2 separate regions of the Homo sapiens genome follow, and region 2 is linked to region 1. Evidence: chromatin loops called from intact Hi-C (ENCODE). Cell type or tissue: chondrocyte. All regions are shown on one strand. Region 1 overlaps USHBP1 (USH1 protein network component harmonin binding protein 1). Region 2 overlaps MYO9B (myosin IXB).

Region 1 (2,500 bases):
TCTGCCTCCCAGAGCCCTGATGAGACTTGAAGAATTGCCCTCCCTGGAGTAGGGGGAAAGATTCTTAGAGATCTTACAACACTTAAAAAGAAACTGAGGTTCTGGGAGAGCCAGGCACACCCAGCCCTGGGCCTCTCAACCTGCTCCAGGGACGTTCTGGCTGCCTGGGAGGTGGAGGAGGAGGCGTTAGTAAACACGAAAAGCAGGAAGGACTAGGATTAGACATGAGCAAGGACTTCCCGAGGTCTAGAGTCGGGTTCTGCCCACAGCCTGATGTAATCCCTGCTGGGAGAGAGGAAGGCGTGGGTGGGCAGAGACGACCCTTTGGTTCTGAGGCTGCATGGGAATGTGACTGGTAATTTGGGATGAGGGCAGGGATCCTAGGCCCCTTGCCTGGACCTGCTAGGATCTTTGGTGGGGAGCATTGGGGTGGAGGTCTCAGAAGGGATTGAAAAGAGATTTAGATGAGAGACAGGCGCTGTGGCTCACGCCTGTAATCCCAACACTTTGGGAGGCCAAGTCAGGAGGATCTCTTGAGACCAGGAGTTCAAGACCAGCCGGGGCAATAAAGTGAGACCCGTCTTGAGCCCAGGTGTTCAAGGCTGCAGTGGGTTATAATCACGTCACGTCACTCCACTCCAGCGTGAGCAAGACCCTGTCTCAAAAAAAAAAAAAAAAAGAAGAGGGAGAGAAGACTCAAGGAATCTTGAGGGGATTGTGAAGGGGAGGGAGCAAAGAACTAGGTTTGGGGGAGACAAGTCTTGCGAGGCAGCTGAGAGCTGGGTGGGAGATGGGGGAAGAAAGACCATCGCAGATCCCAGAAACTCCAGTAGTTCCAGTCCCAAAGGCTGCCCCACCCCCTTCCAGTAGCCTGGCCACCCCTGTGCCCCCTGGGGCCCGCCTGGGGGTGGATCAAGGCTCTACCCCGCCTCCCTGACCCCTGCCCGCGGCCCTGCAGTAACATTTGACCTTGCGGCGGCCGCAAACCAGGGACAAAGGGGCCTAGGCCCATCTGCTGAGGGGGCACCCGTGGGAATGGCCAGATCCTGCTGGGGCAGCCTGGGAACCTGTCTCCGTCCTCCCACATGTGACCTTGGCTCCCTTTGCCCCTCCACAGGCAACCTGGTGGGACCAGGAACTCAGGTCTTAGACTCTGGGGCTCGGCAGGGTACAGGGAAGAAATTCAGCTTCTCTGCCCCACCCCAACACGAGCAAGGTGGTCTGCCTCCATTTCCCTGCTTTCTTCAAAGTTGGCCCAAGTCCAGGGACAGCGTGTGGGTCGGAAGGTGACTAGCCCCAGCCCTCGCTGGAGGGGACTGTGCTCGCCACCATACTTCTTGTTCTGTTTCTGGGGTCAGGTTGACTGGATTCAAGTCCAGGCCGCTGACTGGCGCTGACCTCAGGCTGACGTGGTCCTGCCCTGGGAGAGGCGGTGAACACACCTGCACAGGTGAGGCCTGGAGCACCTGCCCCCAAGGCTGGGAATGAAAGTCTTTCTAATCCCTGTCTCGGGTTTCAGCTGCCACCCTGAAGGGGGACAGCTGGCCACTAATCCAAGCTTGGCTGGGTCGTTCCAAGCTCCCCTTTCCCAGACTCAGCCAGTCCTGGTGTGGAGGGGCAGGGAGATGTGACTTATGCAAATGACATGCTAATTCATTGCCTGCTATTAACCTGACACGTCCCACAGCTCCTGGGCCCCCAGGAGAAAGCTGGAACTGGCCACCATTGGCATTCATTCTGAGTTTCTCTTGAAGTACAACGCCCCCTGAGTCCCAGACTATTACCTTTGCTATGCCTGTCCCCCACCCAGAAACCCTTTACCTTATTTTATTTATTTATTTTTGAGACAGACTCTCCTATTTTGCCTAGGCTGGTCTTAAACCCCTGGGCTCAAGCAGTCCTCCTCCCTCGGCCTCCTGAGATACTGGGATTACAGGCAAGCTCGACCACATGGAGTCCAGAAACCCTTGACCTTAGCTTTGAGTTAGTAGCAACTCGTCATCCACACCCTGAATCTGAACCATTCCAGCTTCAGTCTCCCTCCTTTTTGTTTTGTTTTGTGTTTTATTTATTTATTTAGAGACAGAGTTTTGCTCTTATTGCCCGGGCACGATCTTGTTGTTGGCGCGATCTCGGTTCACTGCAACCCCCGCCTCTCAGGTTCAAGCAATTATCCTGCCTCAGTCTCCCGAGTAGCCGGGATTACAGGCATGTGCCACAACACCCAGCCAATTTTTGTATTTTTAGTAGAGACGGGGGTTTCACCATGTTGGCCAAGCTGGTCTCAAGCTCCTGACCTCAGGTGATCCTCCCCGCCTCAGCCTCCCAAAGTGCTGGGATTACAGGCATGAGTCACCACGCCTGGCCTGTTTTTTTTTTTGAGACAAGGTCTTACTCTGTGACCCAGACTGGAGTGCAGTGGCGTGATCTCAGCTCACTGCAACCTCCACTTCCCAAGCTCAAGTTACCCTCCCACTTTAGCCTCCTAAATATCTTTATA
Region 2 (2,500 bases), 170 kb before region 1:
TCACCTCCCCCGCCAGGTGAAATGTGATGCTCATTAGTAAAACCTGGTTCCCCTCTAGGGCCCATCATTGCCTTGGTGGGTCCTTGGTGTTTGTGGAGCCCCTGAGGAACTGCCACTAAGAGTGGGAACAGGGGCAGAGACCAGGAACTGAATCCTGCCATCCAGTCAGTTCTTAATCAGGAGGGAGCGGGTCTTGATAAAAAGGAGGAACCGTTAGGAACGGACTGTGGGAGGGTAGGCAACGTGCCCGAGGGTGGACAGCGGGTGCCCTTGTCTTTTCTTTGTCTTGTGACTGACCTGGATTTCTGGAGGAACTGTCCTCGTCTTAGAATGATCTGTTGCTTTTCTTCTGAGATTAGAGGTATTAGATTCTCTCCCAAGAGCTACTTTGGAGGTTGCCCCGGATAAACGTCGCTTTTGTAAGCTGCATTATCTCTTCCATGGGCCCTTTCGCCCGCCCGTTCCCAAGCACATACTGCTGAATTTTTGTTCTTGGTCCATCTTGCTGTCCCCTTCCCTGCTTGGCCCCCTCCTTGACCGTGACTTTGCTGCTTTACCTTGATTGGAGGAGACGCTCTGGGGCCACGGGACTGACGGTCCCTTCTGGGTGCTGCCCCCACACCCCACCCACCAGCCCTTTGTGTGCCCGGCATCCCCAGCCCAGCTGTGCCAGGCTGCCCCTGCTCGGCCGGCCATTCAGACGGCCCCAGGCGGCCTCTCGGCAAAGCAAGACAAGCCCTTCTCTTCTGCCCTCGTGGTCCCTGGAGTGGCAGAACAAAGGGCTCTGTCTCCACACCAGCCCACCGCCGCAGCCCAGAGCCCCGTTCCCTTTCAATTTCTATCGTGGCTGGGAAAGAGCCTCAGAGATTAGGCATGTTTCAGAAATGCAGCTGACGAGTTTGGGTTCTACTCATTTCCTCAGCGAGACTTTCTGAGCCCGAGCCCGATGATAAATAAAGTAGTGATTCAAGGGTTCAGCCCATGGGTTCGTCGGAGTGATGAATAAGATATCCTTGTCTGACTCACTTGTTTAAAACCCATCTCTGCCCTGCTGCACAGGGCTGTATGTGCAAGAGAAGGAGCCCCGCTAGGGGTGTTTCATGACTGTTGTTGCTGGGTGCCTGAGTTTGCTAGGGCTGCTGTAACAGAACCGCACGCTGGGTGGCCAGAACGACAGAAGTATATTGGCTTGCAGTTCTAGAGGCCAGACGTTTAAGATCACATTCAAGATCAAGGTGTTGGCAGGGTTCGTGCCTTCGGAGGGCTGTGAGAATCTGTTCCACGCCTCTCTCTGTTGGCTCATACATAGCCGTCTTCCCCTGGGTCTTCACATCGTCCTCCCTCTGTGCCTGTCTCTGTGTCCAAATTTCCTCTTATGAGGACAGCAGTCATATGGAAGGGGGCCCACCCTAATGACATCATTTTAACTGAATCATCCCCATAAAGACCCTGTCTCTAGGCGAGGCTTGGTGGCACACGCCTGTAATCTCAGCCCTTTGGGAGGCTGAGGCAGGAGGATCACTTGAGGCCAGGAGTTTAAGACCAGCCTGGACAACATAGCAAGATCCCATCTCTACAAAAAAATACTAAAATTAGCTAGACATGATGGTGAATGCCTGTGGTCCCAGCACTTTAAGAAGCTGAGACAGACAGATCGCTTGAGCCTGGGAGTTTGAGGCTACAGTGAGCTATGATCATGGCACTGCATTCCAGCCTGGGTGACAGAACGACACCCCCATCTCTTAAAAAAAAAAAAAATCCCAAATATACTCATACTCTGAAGTTCTGAGGTTTAGGATTTCAATATGTGAATATTTCTTTGTGGAGGGGAGTGGTGGACACAGCTCAGCCCATAATACTGAGAAAAGGACAAATTCAAATTACATTTTTATTTATTTGTTTATTTATTTTGGGGGCGGGGGCAGAGTCTCACTCTGTCACCCAGGCTGGGGTGCAGTGACGCGATCTCAGCTCACTGCAACCTCTGTCTCCCAGGTTCAAGTGATTCTCCTGCCTCAGCCTCCCGAGTAGCTGGGACTACAGGCGTGCGCCACCACGCCCAGCTACTTTTTGTATTTTTAGTAGAGATGGGCTTTCATTGTGTTGACCAGGCTGGTCTTAAACTCCTGACATCAGGTGATCAGCCCGCTCGGACTCCCAAAGTGCTGGGATAACAGATGTGAGCCACCGTGCCCGGCCTCAACTTACATTTTTAGATAATATAGGAACCTGGAGGGAAATGATCGTGTCAATAGAGAATAGGTCCATTTTGTCTCTTCTCACTCCTTTAAATAAACACTTTAAGGGTGAGCAGGTTGGTTGGCCACATCAATTTTGGACGCTCCCTGTTTTCCAGATCTCACACTCATACATTCAGGGGTGACTAAAGAGAGGTGAGAGGCCTGGTGCAGTGGCTTACGCCTGTAATCCCAGCACTTTGGGAGGCCGAGGTGGGAGGATCACCTAAGGTCAGGAGTTTGAGACCAGCCTGGCCAACATG

Evidence for each region. Peaks named below come from ENCODE experiments on the same cell type or tissue, not always from the same donor. Only the 100,000 strongest peaks of a DNase experiment are listed, where the experiment ranks them.
Region 2: a loop joins it to region 1, with 4 times the contacts of the local background. A loop is called at or near these places in 27 of 110 quality-filtered maps.

The regions. Positions count from the first base shown.
Region 1 is chr19:17,247,127-17,249,626 of GRCh38, forward strand. USHBP1 (USH1 protein network component harmonin binding protein 1) reads right to left here. Exons shown (of 13, transcript NM_031941.4): 13 at 2,045-2,500. Among named protein-coding and RNA genes, the nearest start is that of NR2F6, 2.5 kb to the left of the region's middle. RefSeq lists enhancers at 676-1,625, 1,626-2,500. In chondrocyte, no CTCF peak of the experiment used is centred here; a DNase peak (open chromatin) is centred at 991.
Region 2 is chr19:17,079,128-17,081,627 of GRCh38, forward strand. The region is part of intron 1 of MYO9B (myosin IXB); the gene reads left to right. Among named protein-coding and RNA genes, the nearest start is that of MYO9B, 4.6 kb to the left of the region's middle. RefSeq lists a silencer at 520-619 and an enhancer at 632-1,169. In chondrocyte, CTCF peaks have their summits at 1,144 and 1,352; a DNase peak (open chromatin) is centred at 1,168.